2 separate regions of the Homo sapiens genome follow, and region 2 is linked to region 1. Evidence: read pairs that join two places in POLR2A ChIA-PET (ENCODE). Cell type or tissue: Panc1. All regions are shown on one strand. Each heading gives the region's core, and the rest is flanking DNA. Links, peaks and the distances in the headings are about the cores only. Region 1 overlaps SLC35F2 (solute carrier family 35 member F2). Region 2 overlaps CUL5 (cullin 5).

The links. Peaks named below come from ENCODE experiments on the same cell type or tissue, not always from the same donor. Only the 100,000 strongest peaks of a DNase experiment are listed, where the experiment ranks them.
Region 2: POLR2A ChIA-PET joins it to region 1 with 6 read pairs; 3 of 35 experiments call an interaction of 5 or more read pairs at or near these places.

What each region holds. Positions count from the first base shown.
Region 1 is chr11:107,841,033-107,848,695 of GRCh38, reverse strand. All of the region lies in intron 1 of SLC35F2 (solute carrier family 35 member F2), which reads left to right. Among named protein-coding and RNA genes, the nearest start is that of SLC35F2, 14 kb to the left of the region's middle. RefSeq lists a silencer at 6,710-6,769 and an enhancer at 7,316-7,663. In Panc1, for the core only: no CTCF peak of the experiment used is centred there; no DNase peak of the experiment used is centred there; H3K27ac peaks cover 1,699 bases.
Region 2 is chr11:108,090,632-108,098,294 of GRCh38, reverse strand. It overlaps CUL5 (cullin 5), which reads right to left. Exons shown (of 19, transcript NM_003478.6): 14 at 3,781-3,904; 15 at 3,308-3,483; 16 at 2,604-2,765; 17 at 541-659. Among named protein-coding and RNA genes, the nearest start is that of ACAT1, 27 kb to the left of the region's middle. In Panc1, for the core only: no CTCF peak of the experiment used is centred there; a DNase peak (open chromatin) is centred at 4,504; H3K4me3 peaks cover 289 bases; H3K27ac peaks cover 713 bases.

The DNA of each region.
Region 1 (7,663 bases), core at 2,256-4,755:
TACACTGGATAACTTCCAAGCCAAAGACACTTATTTCTCACAGTCTGGAGGCTGGGAGGTCTGAGACCAAGGTGCCTGCAGGTTTGGTGTCCTTTGGTTCATAGTCAGCTGTTTTCTTTCTGTGTCCTCACATGGTAAAAAGGATTTGGGAGCTCCCTGGAGTCCCTTTTGTAAGGACACTAATCCCATTTATGTAGACTCCACCTTCATGACCTTATCATCTCCCAGAGGCCCCACCTCCAAATAGTATCACATTAGGGATTAAATTTCAACATATGAATTTTGAGGAGACAAATATTAAGTCTATACCAATGCTGTGTGAAGAAAGGGCTCTGCAGCTAAAACAAATCTGAAAGCCACTGTTTATTGGTTAGAGCTCAAACTGCTGCCCCTCCTCCTCTCCTCACCCTTCTCTCCTTTTTCTTCTTCCTCTTTACCTGAACATAATACTTTTTTTAAGTTTTCTTTTTTATTGTGGTAAAATATGCATAACATAAAATGTACCATTTTAGCCATTTTTATGTGTATCATTCAGGGGGATTAAGTACATTTGTAATACTGTGCAATCATCACCATATCTGTTTCCAGAACTTGTTTATTATCCCAAACTCTGCACATTTCAAATAATAACTCTGCACTCCCCCTCCCCAGCCCCTGGCCACTACAGTTCTACTTTCTGTCTCTATGAATTTGACTTCTCTAGATACTTCATATAAATGGAATCATTTGGCACTTGTCATTTTGTGAGAGTTCAGTCTTCTCGACATGAGGTAGGAGGCTTTCCATCACTGGCCCACTTCCCTCTCCAGGCTCACCTCCCAGAATGTCCCTCTCTCACTTGGCACTTGGTTCAGAGACACTGATCTGCTGGTGATTCCCTTGTGCACACCATACCTGCGCCTTTGCACCTGTAGTTCCCTCCTGGGATTGCTTTCACTGTTAGCACCAACTTAGGAAATCTTCTTCCCTGTTTCCTCTGTCCCTCCTGACACACATTTTCAGTTGGGTGCCCCTCTGTGTACCTGTTCCTACCTCATCATTGCACTTCTCATATTGTAATGTTAAGTATAATTATCACTTGCCTGGGAGAGTGCCTTTTTAAGGACAGAGATGATAATTCATCTTTGAAGTTCCTGCAGTACTTTATGCCTGGCACAGATCTGAAATGGTAGCAATTCCTCCCATGATATGTATGAGTTAAGACTGAAATAAAAATTAGGCTATTTCTGAATAGCTTTCAGAGATTATTTCTGAAGGTAGCCACATTTGTGGAAGAAGTGAATTGCCTCCCCAGGAAATTGCTTGTGTAGGCAAGTTTTGGTACCTTTATGAAAAAGCTGTAGTAGACTGCGTGAGGTTGCTCATGGGTGTGATCCCAGCACTTTGGAACACCAAGACAGGAAACTTTCTGGAGCTCAGGAGTTCAAGACCAGCCTGGGCAACAAAGCGAGACTCCTGTCTCTACAAAAAAATAAAAAATAGAATATTAGCCATGTGCAGTGGTGTAGGCCTATAATCCTAGCTACTTGGAAGGCTGAAGCAGGAGGATCACTTGAGATTGTGAGTCCAGTATTTCAAAGGCACTCCACTGCACTCTAGCCTGGGCGACAGGGTAAGTCCCTATCTGTAAAAGAAAAGCTATGAAAACCTATGCCATTATTTACTGAAGATCATCAGAGAGAACAAATCATTTCACACAGGTTAATTTTCCAGATAATTTAAAACTCATTCTTTTAAGCATTAAAATTCACTTTTTTTTTTTTTTTGAGACAGAGTCTCGCTCTGACACTCAGGCTGGAGTGCAGTGGCATGATCTTGGCTCACTGCAGCCTCCGCCTCCCGGGTTCAAGCGATTCTCCTGCCTCAGCCTCCTGAGTAGCTGGGATTACAGGCGCCCGCCACCATGCCAGCTAAGTTTTGTATTTTTGTAGAGAGAGGGTTTGACCGTGTTGGCCAGGCTGGCCTTGAACTCCTGACCTCAAGTGATCCACCCACCTTGGCCTCCCAAAGTGCTGGGATTACATGCTTGAGCCACTGCTCCCAGCCTAAAATTCACTTTTAAATCTAGTTGAATGACACTATTTATGTAATGGATTGTTAACTTCTGCTAATTCATTTATTTATAATTTTGGCAGCAATTCTTTGAGGATTAATTGGTTTGTACTGAACAACTGTCTTAGGGTAGGCCAAGCCATTTAGTTACTTATTGGGTCCATTTGCAACTAATCCTGGAGATTTTGCCAAGAAAAAAAAAATTACTTAAAAATTTTCATGGCATATTTAAGACAAATATATGAGACTACTCTTTTGATAAACAGTACCTTTATCGTGGTATCATGTTTTCTTCATGATTCAGGATCATCATCATTCACTTTTTTCTGCTGAGAGGCAACAATACGTTCATGGGCGTTGATATGGATTATTTGTCTGATTTTTTTCAGCCTTTTTTCTCCCAGGTTGTCACATGTGATTTTTTTTTTTCTGTTACCAATCATATCTCTGGAACCCTGTGTTCTTTCTAAATTATGATTTCTACTGTATTAACACCGTAGAAACCAGATAACTCAGTTTCTTAGAATTGCTTGTAGTCAAAGTATAAATAGACCCCAAATAAAGATTTGAATGGTTTTCATTTTTATAAATTATAAAAGCTTTGAATCCAGAGATTTTGAGCTGTTTATTTTGGATAATGACAGGAGCCTATGTTATTTATTTATTTATTTATTTATTTATTTATTTATTTATGACAGAATCTCAGTCTGTCGCCCAGGCTGGAGTGCAACGGCGCGATCTTGGCACACTGCAACCTCTGCCTCCTGGGTTCAAGCAATTCTCCTGGCTCAGCCTCCTGAGTAGCGTGGATTACAGGTGCACACCACCACGCCCAGCTAATTTTTGTATTTTTAGTAGAGATGGGGTTTTACCATGTTGGCCAGGCTGGTCTTGAACTCCTGACCTGAAGTGATCCGCCTGTCTTAGCCTCCCAAAGTGCTGGGATTACAGGCATGAGCCACCGTGCCCAGCCAGAGCCTATGTTATTGAAAGCCATCCAACAAGTGATGTGTCACAAAAACTTGGTTATTTATGTTAATGATACACAGAGAGATTCCATGAAAAACCACAGGTAAATCCAAAACTTCTTTCTAGTCATTTCTTTTTCCTTTCTTGTTTTTTGGAGATGGGGTCTCACTTTGTCACCCAGGCTGGAGTGCAGTGGCACAAACATGGCTCCCTGCAGCTTCGACTTCCTAGGCTCAAGCAATCCTCCAGCCTCAGCCTCCCGAGTAGCTGGGTTTTGCCATGTTGCCCGGGCTGGTCTTGAACTCCTGGGCTCAGATGATCTGCCCGCCTTGGCCTCCCAAAGTGCTGGGATTACAAGTGTGAACCTTCTAGTCATTTCTTAAAAATGTAAGGGTACTTAAGGAAAAAACAGATTCTGTTTATTCAGTCTAACACAGCCTTACTAAGGAGGATGGTGTTGTGCTGCATGGGTGCAGTAGATCTTCCCAGAGAATTGTGGGGATATTCCTACTCCAGAAGTGTTTAGGATATACTTGGGGGAAGAGCATTTCCTAAGCTTTTCACTGTGATATGAAGCAAGAAATAAAAATAATAATAACATTTGTTGAGTAAGGCTTACTTTGTGCACTGAGCAACCACACTATTCTGGGATCTCAGGGTGAATTAACTCATGTAATTCTTTTTTTTTTTTTTTTTCTTGAGATGGAGTCTCGCTCTGTTGCCCAGGCTGGAGTGCCGTGACGTGATCTCGGCTCACTGCAAGCTCTGCCTCCCGGGTTCACGCCATTCTCCTGCCTTAGCCTCCCGAGTAGCTGGGACTACAGGTGCCCGCCACCACGCCTGGCTAATTTTTTTTGTATTTTTAGTAGAGATGGGGTTTCACCATGTTAGCCAGGATGGTCTCGATCTCCTGACCTTGTGATCCGCCCGCTTTGGCCTCCCAAAGTGCTGGGATTACAGGCGTGAGCCACCGCGCCCGGCCTGTGTAATTCTTACAATAACTTTATTTATTTATTTATTTATTTATTTATTTATTTATTTATTTATTTATTGGAGAAGGAGTCTGACTCTGTCACCCAGGCTGGAGTGCAGTGGGGCGATCTCAGTTCACTGCAACTTCCGCCTCCCGGGTTCAAGCGATTCTGCTTCCGCCTCCTGAGTAGCTGGGATTACAGGTGCATGCCACCAGGCCCGGCTAATTTTTGTATTTTTAGTAGAGAGATTTCACCATGTTGGCCAGGCTGATCTCAAACTCCTGACCTTAGGTGATCCGTCTGCCTCGGCCTCCCAAAGTGCTGGGATTATAGGCGGGAGCCACCGTGGCTGGCCCTTATAATAACTTTCTGCGGCAGGTATTATAATACTATAATGGCTAGTGCCATTTCACAGATGTGAAAGTTGGAGCACGGAGAGGTGAGGTAATTTTGCCTAACAGTGTTAGTCACACAGTAGTAAGGAATGCAACCAGGCTTCCCCCTCAGGCAGTCTGGCCCCCAGAGCCTGTGCTCTTACTCACTGTACCTTTCTGTCTTTTGCGATAGGGCAACAAACAAAAAACAGACCTTGGGCAGTCTATCCCTAGGCCTGTTCTGGATTATTTGTATCTCTAGGGATGGCAAAGAGTATATAAAGTCAGATAAATAGAATGCATCTTCTGGGAGCATTATTTATTTTTTAGACCCTAGTTGCATGGAAATGGATTAATCATAATCACTGGCCTATGACACACTCTCATTGTGGGCTCATGAATGGCTTAATTAATATACATATATATATATATATATATATATATATATATATATATATTTTTTTTTTTTTTTTTTTTTTTAAGATACAGAGTCTCACTTTGTCACCCAGGCTAGAGTGCCATGGTGTGATCATAGTTCACTGCAGCCTTGAACTCAAGTGATCCTCCTGCCTTGGCCTCCAGAGTAGCTAGGACTACAGGGGTGCATCTCTAGACCTAATTTTAAAAAAATTTTTGTAGAAATGGGGTCTTGCTATTTTGCCCAGGCTGATCTTGAACACCTGGCTCAAATGATCCTCCCACCTTGGCCTCCCAAAGTGCTGGGATTATAGGCGTGAGCCACTCTGCTCAGCCTCAATTAATTTTTTTTTTTTTTTGAGACAAAGTTTCGCTTTTGTTGCCCAGGCTGGAGTGCAATGGTGCGATCTTGGCTCACTGTAATCTCCACCTCTTGGGTTCAAGCGATTCTCCTGCCTCCGCCTCCCGAGTAGCTGGGATTAGCCCAGCTAATTTTGTAGTTTTAGTAGAGATGGGGTTTCTCCATGTTGGTCAGTCTGGTCTTGAACTCCCGACCTCAGGTGATCTGCCCACTTCGGCCTCCCAAAGTGCTGGGATTACAGGCATCAGCCACTGTGCCTGGCCAGCCTCAATTGCTTTTTTAATATAGTAAGTTCCCGTAAACGCATCACCAGTCCTAAAGCTAGAATTTACATGTACCTAGACCAAAGATAGTCACAATCTGGAATTTTCCTTTCACTCTTCCTTTGCTCTCATTTTAATATTGCTTTGTACCTCTGTATTTCTAAAAAGTATGCTTTTATTATCATGTTTGACTTTATAAAAAGGATATCATGCTCTATAATCTGGTGAGACTTATATCCCCTTATATCACGTTGATAAAATTAATTCATATTGTTGCAGGTGCTGATGCTGTATACAAACACTCACTTTGACTCTTTGTAATATTCTTTCCTGTGAATATACCACACTTTATTCATTCATGCTGTTGATGGGCATTTGGGTTTTTTCCGGGTTTTTTGCTATTGTATACAGACTTCTAGAAACAGTCTTATGCAGATCTCCTGTTGATCATGTGTAAAGGGCTTCTTTCATTCACAGACATGCACATATACATATATCTAGAAGCAGAATTGCTGGTTTATAGGGCAGGTGATTGTTAGACTTCATAAAATAATGCCAAACTGTTTTCCAAAGCAGTCGTACCAATTTCCACTCCTAAATTAGCCAGGTATGGCGGTACACACCTGTAGTCCCAGCTACTGGGCAGGCTGAGGTGGGAGGATCGCTTGAGCCCAAGAGGTGGAGGTTGCAGTGAGCTGAGATTGCGCCACTGCATTCCAGCCTGGGTGACAGAGTGAGGCGGTATTAAAAAATTTTATTTTTAATTAGAGGGGTATGGTGGCACATTTCCTGTAATCCCAGCTACTTGGGAGGCTGAGGCATGAGAACTGCTTGAACCCAGGAGGCGGAGGTTGCAGTGAGTTGACATCATGCTACTGCACTTCAGCCTGGCAACAGAGTGAGACTCTGGCTCAAAAAATAAAAAAATTAAAAATTTTTTTTCCACTTCCACCAGCTGTATATGAGAAATCCTGTAAAACAACTTCCAGTCAAGCTTTAATTTTTTTTTTTTTTTTTTTTTTTTTTTTGTGAGACGGAGTCTCACTCTGTCGCCCAGGCTGGAGTGTAGTGGCGCAATCTTGCCTCACTGCCTCCCAGTTTCAAGTGATTCTTGTGCCTCAGCCTCCTGAGTAGCTGGGGTTATAGGCACACCACCACGCCCAGCTAATTTTTGTATTTTTATTTTTATTTTTTATTTTTCTTTATTTTTCTTTTTTTTTGAGACGAAGTCTTGTTCTTTCACCTAGGCTGGAGTGCAGTGGCACGATCTCAGCTCACTGCAACCTCCACCTCCTGGGTTCACGCAATTCTCCTGCCTCAGCCTCCCGAGTAGCTGGGATTACAGGTGCACACCACCACGCCCGGCTAATCTTTTGTGTATTTTTAGTAGAAACGGGGTTTCACTATGTTGGCCAGACTGGTTTCGAACTCCTGACCTCATGATCCGCTCGCCTCGGCCTTAATTTTTGTATTTTTAGTAGAGACAGGGTTTTGCCATGTTGGCTAGGCTGGTTTTGAACTTCTGGCCTCAACTGATCCACCTGCCTCATCCTTCCAAAATGCTGGGATTACAAGTGTGAGCCACTGCGCCCGGCCAGGCTTTAAAATTTTTGATGGTCAAATGAATGTAAAATAACATCTTAATTTACATATGCCTGATCCCTAATGAAGTTGGGTCTCTGTCTATGTTTATTGGCTTTAGTGTACTTTTTTTTTTTTTTTTTTTTGAGTTGGAGTCTCTTTCGTCTAGGCTGGAGTGCAGTGGCACAGTCTCCGCTCACTGTGGCCTCCGCCTCCTGGATTCAAGCAATTATCCTGCCTCAGCCTCCTGAGGAGTTGGGATTACAGGTCTGCACCACCACACTTGGCTAATTTTTGTATTTTTAGTAGAGACAGGGTTTCACCATGTTGGTCAGGCTGGTCTTGAACCCCTGACCTCAGGTGATCCACCTGCCTTGGCCTCCCAAAGTGCTGGGATTACAGGCATGAGCTGCCACACCCGGCCGGCCTTAGTGTACTTCTGTGAAGTGCTGCTGTTCTGTGAAATACCCACCTTTTCCATATTATTTTCCTGTTAAACAGATTGCTCTATACACATTGCAACTTAACGGATTTAAAGATCCCACCTGAGACTGACAAAATTTTGGGCTTGCATCAGGTTCCCCGATAATCCTCGTTCTTGTGTGGTAGTGGAAGTTGAAAAGTTTTTGAGCCTATTCAGAGTTGTCTGGATTAAATTAGGAGAAGTTGAAG
Region 2 (7,663 bases), core at 3,015-5,514, 250 kb before region 1:
GTTTAAAGGTTAAATGACAAATAACCTACATATTGCTTTAAAACAAACTCTATGTATTTTCCTTAAACATGATAACTAACCTGTTAATAAAACAAGTGACTACATTCTCTGTAAAAACAAAGTTAATATTTTATATTGCCATGAAAGTGACTAGCTAATTGAAGATATATGGGTTAGGATTCAGTGTTATTGCCTAACTGGGTCTTAACAAACAAAAACAAAAACAAAAACAAAAACGAAACAAAACAACACAAAAAACGCTTTCTCTGAATAAAGTTGCTTTAGAGCACAAAAAGATATCAACCTGAAAGATGAAATGCAATACAGTATAATGTCAGAGACCAAAAATGTATCAATGAAAAATATAGAAAAGTAAACATCTGATTAATATTTTCCATAAACAACTAAATGATGTAAGTTTAGAGTGATGACAGTATATAATGTTTTAAATATAATGTAAGGAAAACAATTATTTTGCAAAAAACAAAGTGCTAAAATTCAAACAAGGTGTTTTTATTTTAGATCAACTAACGAGCTTACATTAAACTGAACTCCTGGTTCACTGAGAAGAGGGTACCTTCTGTAAAGTCTTTGGGTGAGTTGACTTGAGGTTCATACAACAAAACTTGCCGTTTGAGTTTTGGGAAAGCTACTAAAGACTATGAAGAATAAGGAGAAAACAATTAGCATCTATAAACAGTATGGAATACTAAGATCAATTCTCCCACATAATCAACATAGGCAAGAAAAAGATTACAAACACAAACTTAAAATGTGTGGTACTTCCATGAATATAACATTTGAATGCATAATGAGGAAAGAGAAGAGGTGAAAAGAGTTGGTTATGAGAAAGCAATAAATGCTCTCTTTACAGTAAGACAAGAAACTGGGATTGGTCACACAGGACCATAGTAAACACCATCTGCCAGTTATATACCAGCTATTTCCTCCATAGGTAATAATTAATTTTGGAACTTCAGGCCAAGTGCAGTGGCTCACGCCTGTAATTCCAGCACTTTGGGAAGCTGAGGCAGGCAGATTACTTGAGCTCAGGAGTCTGAAACCAGCCTGGGCAACACGGCAAAACCCCGTCTCTACTGAAAATACAAAAATTAGCCAGCGTGGGGCATGCACCTGTAGTCCCAGCTACTTGGGGGGCTCAGGTGGGAGGATCGCTTGAACCTGGGAGATGGAGGTTGCAGTGAGCTGAGATTGTGCCACTGAACTCCAACCTGGAGGACAGAGCAAGACTCTGTCTCAACAAAAAAACCTGGAACTTTTAAGAGGTCTATGGAGTAGTAATAAAATGTAGTTGTGAGCAGGGGGCTAATGAGTACAATCTACAAGTCCTCAAACAGACCAAAGTTTTTAGATTTTTGATTATCATAAAATCTTTGAACACATTCTCAGTATAAAAATTAAGTATGTATCTGAGGCACAGTAGCTCAGGCCTGTAATCCCAGCATTTTGGGAGGCCGAGGCGGGCAAATTACCTGAGGTCAGGAGTTTGAGACTAGCCTGACCAACATGGTGAAACCCCGTCTCCACTAAAAATATAAAATTAGCTGAGTGTGGTGGCACATGCCTGTAATTCCAGCTACTTGGGAGGCTGAGGTAGGAGAATCGCTTAAACCCTGGAGGCGGAGGTTGCAGTGAGCTGAGATTGCGCCATTGCACTCCAGCCTGAGCGACAAGAGTGTCTCAAAAAAAAAAAAAAAAAAAAAAAAAAAGTACATAGCTGGTCACATTCCTCACAGGTAACACTTAAATACCAACTCAATCTTTCTCTTTTTTAAAAAAAAAAATTTTTGAGATGGGTCTCACTATGTTGCCCAGGCTGGAGTGCAGTGGTGTGATTGTGGCTCACTGCATCCTCCTGGGCTCAAGCAATCTTCCCACCTCAGCCTTCCAAGTAGCTGGGGATACAGCCACCAAGCTGGCTAATTTGTTTTTTTTTTTTTTTTTTAGAGATGGGATTGCACTATGTTGCCTAGCTAGTCTCAAACTCCTGAGTTCAAGCAATCCTCTTCTCCCACCTTGGCCTCCCAAAGTGCTGGGATTACAGCCATGAGCCACTGCCCCAGCCTCTCCTTTTTTTTGAAGCACTTTTCTCTGCCTTGGTAACTTGCCTATTTGCAATTTATTTTTTCCATAAATATCTCGTGTGTGTGTGTGTGTGCATAATTTTTTTTTTTTTTCAGACGGAGTTCTCACTCTGTTGCCTGGGCTGGAGTGTAGTGGCGCAATCTTGGCTCACTGCAACCTCTACCTCCTGAATTCAAGCGATTCTCCTGCCTCAGCCTCCCAAGTAGCTGGGATTACAGGCGCCCACCACCACGCCCAGCTAATTTTTGTATTTTTAGTAGAGATGGGGTTTCACTATGTTGGCTAGGCTGGTCTCGAACTCCTGACCTCAAGTGATCTGCCCACCTCGGCCTTCCAAAGTGCTGGGATTACAGGCGTGATCCACTGTGCCCGGCCTCTATTTTTCTTGATAAGACATTCTGAAACTGTTATGAATTTACTAATATATTACAAGCCAATCATATATTTCCTGCTACATGAGAGGATACAGTCTTAAAAACAAAAAAACATAAACCAACCCATAAAGTCCTCCTAAGTTCAGCATCAGGGAGTTCAGTTGCAAGCTTAAGATTTTCAAAGCTGATTTTCTCTCTGGGTCTTTGGTTCCATGCAAACAATACAGCGAGCTGAAACGTGGTTACCTCCAAATCATATTGACCAACTTCATTCTTAAATGTTATCTATAATAGATAAAACAGATTTTTAATAAAGAATCTCATGATGATTCTCTCTTAATATCTATGACATGAATTTATATATGAAAAAGGTTGCTGTCTTCCAGTATCCACTCTTTCACAGTAATAAACATTTTAGAAGACGTTAATGACTGCCCAGAATACACGCTCATCTCCCAGCTTTCCATGTAACAAAATGTGGCCAAGTGACTGAGTACTGGCGGATGCAAATGGAAAATGACAGAGGAAACTTCTAGAAGTTGTCCCTAATGAAAGGTGTAAGCTACCCTCACCTTTTGCTTTCTGTTGCCAGGAATACTGAGATAGTTGGGATCATGTTGAATTCTGTAGACAACGGCAGTATCTTAAGTATGATGGTATAACCAGAAGCCTATGTCCCTATCAACTTCATGAAAAAAATTCACTATTTCTGCTCAAACTTTTACATGTGAGAGAGGCAAAAATCTATTTTGTTTAAGCAATTCTGCGGAGTCCTGCTACTTTCATCCAAACTGAAAGCTGAAATAACTAACACACTATCTACTTACAATTCCATTTGACATGAGATGATGCCAATGTAATTTTCTACCACTATGATTTTTTTTGTAGAATTCTTCTACTTCCGGTATCAAGTCCTCCAGTTCAGTAGGAAGTGAGACAAAGACTTTCTCAGAACTTCTTGACCAGGCGCCAGCATTCAGAATTTTTATATTAACTGAATCAGCTATAGAGAAGAATATCAGGAATATAAAGTAAATTAACAATGGATAAAATTCAAAATAAATACAGGGTAACTTTGGGTGAAAAATCAATAAGACTATAAAGATTTTGTTAAAAGTGTCCTTTTGTTTTGAAATAAAGATCTGTAAATCTAACACACTGCTTTGATAGCTGTCTCCACGGAAATGGACTTCATAACATCTTTCGATCTATTACTGCTGAGGTTTATTTTTAATTTACTGGAAAACAAAGATATTCTTCTAAGTTTAAAAAATATATACATGTAATTATAAAATAATACCTGGTAATGCCAATTTATTATTTTTGTGCATTTCCTTAAAAGCTTGGTTCAAATCTTCAGATACTTTTATGTCCTGAAACATTCTAGCAAGCTTGTTTACATAATCCGCTGGCATACCAACTTCCTATAAATATAAACCAAAGAAGGAAGAGGTAATAAATACATAATCTGATATATTACTGGGAAAAATTTTAATAGAAAAACTAAGTCTTAAATGTTTTAATACAAAATTTTTCTCATTTATTAGAATTTTATTGTCTAATACCTATGAAATTTGCTACTTAGAAACAAAATACGGTATTACAAGGGGTCCCTGCTTTGCGCATTTTTAGTATGTATGAATTTCAGTTACCACAGTACAGTTAAATAATACCAATTCCCCAAGAACAAAGCTCAACTTTCAGTTGACACTATATAATAAATTTAACTGCATGAAGTAAAAACTTTATTTCTAGCTCTTTGATCCACAAATCATGACAAAAGTAACAATGACTAACCACAATACTTCTTTCAAAATCTATTAGTTGGCATGGTGTGTAATCCTAGCACTTTGGGAGGCTGAAGCAGGAGGATCACTTGAAGCCAGGATTTTAAGACCAGCCTGGGCAACACAGTGACACCCCCATCACTACAAAAAAATTTTAAAAGTTAGCAGGATATGGCGGCATACTGCCGAGATAGTCCCAGCTACTCGGAAGGCTGAGGTGGGTGGATTGCTTGAGCCCAGGAGTTTAAGCTCTGATTGTGTCACTGCGCTCCAGCCTGGGCAACAGAAGATCCTGTTGCTTGAAAAAATTAAATAAATAAATTTTTAAAAAATGTAAACACAACCTATTAGTCATTTGTTTATTCAGTTAAACTGCAGACAGCAAAGTATGCAGTTTCATTGCATCCTTGTCTTCCAGTAATAAACCCACATGACTACTTACAAAAAAGAATAATCAAACAAGATAATTGGCAAAGATATAAAAGTAAACAGGAAATGAAAAGTGATAATGCTGGAAATGAAAATAAAATAGAACATAAATGGAGTTATAGAAGAAAGCTGACTGTGGTAGTAAGGCTGACAATGCCAGTGTTGAGGAACTTAGTGAAAGCAAATTACCAACATAAAAGATAAAAGTGGTGAGTGACAAAAAAGATAAGATACCCTAGAAGAAGTGATCCTGGCAAAAATGCTATAAAGGAATTCTCAGTATTTCATGACACTGACAGCCCAAAAGATAAAATGCTAGAAGATCATCCAAATTACAGGGGGTGTGACAACTCTCCAAGGCAAAGAAAAGATGCTTACTCTGTCAAGTTACACAAGAAGGCAAAAGCTATTCAAACTACTCTTTATTAACAGCTTTACTGTGTCAGATAATTTATCTACCATAAAATCTACTATTTTAAAGTATACAATTTGGCTGGGCTCATGCCTGTAATCCCAGCACTTTGGGAGGCTGAGGCGGGTGGATCACCTGAGGTCAGGAGTTCAAGACCAGCCTGGCTAACATGGTGAAACCCATCTCTGCTAAAAATACAAAAATTAGCTGGGCATGGTGGCATGCGCCTGTAATCCCAGCTACTCAGGAGGCTGAGGCAGGAAAATCGCTTGAACCTGGGTGGCAGAAGTTGCAGTGAGCCAAGATCGCACCACTGCACTCCAGCCTGGGCAACAAAGTGAGACTCTGTCTCAAAAAAATATAAAAAATAAAAATAAAAATAAAATATACAGTGTAATGAAGTTTAGTATATCTACAGAACTGTGCAACCATCACCACTATCTAATTTTAGAACATTTTCATCACCCCAAAAAGAAACCCCATACTATTTACAGTCACTCGTCATTTCCCCTCCTGGCCCCAACTCCTGGAATTTGTGGATTTGCCTATTCTGGACACTTCACATTAGTGGAATCATACGATATGGTCTTTGGGATTGGCTTCTTTCACTCAGCATTATGTTTTCAAAGTTCACCTAATATTGCAGCATGTATTATTAGTTTATTCCTTTTTATCACAAAAAATATTCCATTGTATGGATAAATCACATTTTATTCATTAGCTCACTGACATTTTGGGTTGTTTCCACTTTTTGACTATTATTAGTAATCTTGCCATGAACATTTGTTTACAAGTTTTTACATGAAACATGTTTTCATTTCTCTTCAAATGAATTACCTAAGAGTGAAATTGCTGGGTCAGCTCTACGTTCAACATTTTAAGGAACTGCCCAACAGTTTTCCAAAGTGTCTGCACCATCTTATGTCTCCACTAGCAACTTACGAAGGTTCCAATTTCTCCTCTTCCTTACTAGCATTTGTTATCATCTGTCTTTATTTTAGCTACCCTAGTGGGAATAAAGTAGTATCTCTTTGTGTTTTTTTTGTTTTTGAGAAAGGGTCTCACTCTGTTGCCCAGGCTGCAGTGCAGTGGCACAATCTCAGCTCATTACAACTTTGAACTTCTGGGCTCAAGCAATCATCCCATCTCAGCCTCCTGAGTAGCTAGAACCACAGGCACACATCACCATGCCTAGCTGATTTCTGTATTTTTTGTAGACATGGAGTATTGTTATTTTGCCCAGGGTAGTTTCTAACTCCTGGCTTCATGCAATCCTCCCACCTCAGCCTTTCAAAATATTTGGGATAAGCAGGAGCCAACATGTTGAGCATTTCACTTGCATTTCACTAATGACTAATGATGTTGAGTATCTTTGCATGCACTTATTGGCCATCTGTCTATCTTCTGTGAAGAGATGTCAATTCGAATCCTTTGCCTGCTTTTAATTATTTGTCGTGTGTGTGTGTGTGTGTGTGTGTGTGTGTGTGTGTGAGTGAGAGAGACAGGATCTGACTCTGTTGCTCAGGCAGGAGTACAGTGGTAAGATCTCTGTTCAATGCAACCTCCACCTCACAGGCTCAGGCGATCCTCCCACCTCAGCCTCCCAAGCAGCTGGGACTAAGGTGCATGCCATCACACCCAGCTAATTTTTTAAATTTTTGTAGAGATGGGGTTTCACCACGTTGCCCAGGCTCATCTCAAACTCTGAGCACAAGCCATCTGCCCTCCTCAGCCTCCCAAAGTGCTGGGATTACAGGTGTGAGCCACCATGCCTAGCCTTGTTTGTCATTTTACTGTTGGGTCTTGATATTTTTTTTTTAACAAAGAAATAACATAGGCCGGGTGTGGTGGCTCACGCCTGTAATCTCAGTACTTTGGGAGGCCGAGGCAGGCGGATCACTTAAGACCAGGATTTCAAGACCAGCCTGGCCAACATGCAAAACCGTGTCTCTACTAAAAATACAAAAATTAGCCAGGCGTCATGGCACAAACCTGTAGTCCCAGCTACTTAGGAGGCTGAGACAGGAGAATTGCTTGAATCTGGGAGACAGAGGTTTCAGTGAGTCAAGATTGCACCACTGCAATCCAGCCTGGGTAACACAGCAAGACTACATCTCCAAAAAAAAGAAAAAAAGAAAGAAAGAAAGAAAATTTAATTCTAAAGGTTTCTCGTAGTAAATATGTATTAGTTTTGCTATTTTCCCCTTTTTCCTATATACTTATAAGTGACAGTAAGAGTTTTGAGTCTTTTGACAATAGTTTTAAAAAGTCACAGAATAATCATTCTTTTTCCTACTAAGCAGTTTCAGTTAGCACAGTAATTTTTACTATCCTAAAGTTCCATGCGAAGGGCTAGCTATAAGTTAAAATATCTGTAGGTCTCTCTCGTGTGTGCTTGCTCGCACTCTCTCTCTCTCCATATATATGTGGAGAGAGTTATATACATACACAGAAATTAAAGATATTTACTTTAATAATTAAAACAAAAAAAGAACTCAAAATACTTTATATGGGAATTTAGTTATAATCAGCATTGATTACCCTAAATAGGCCAT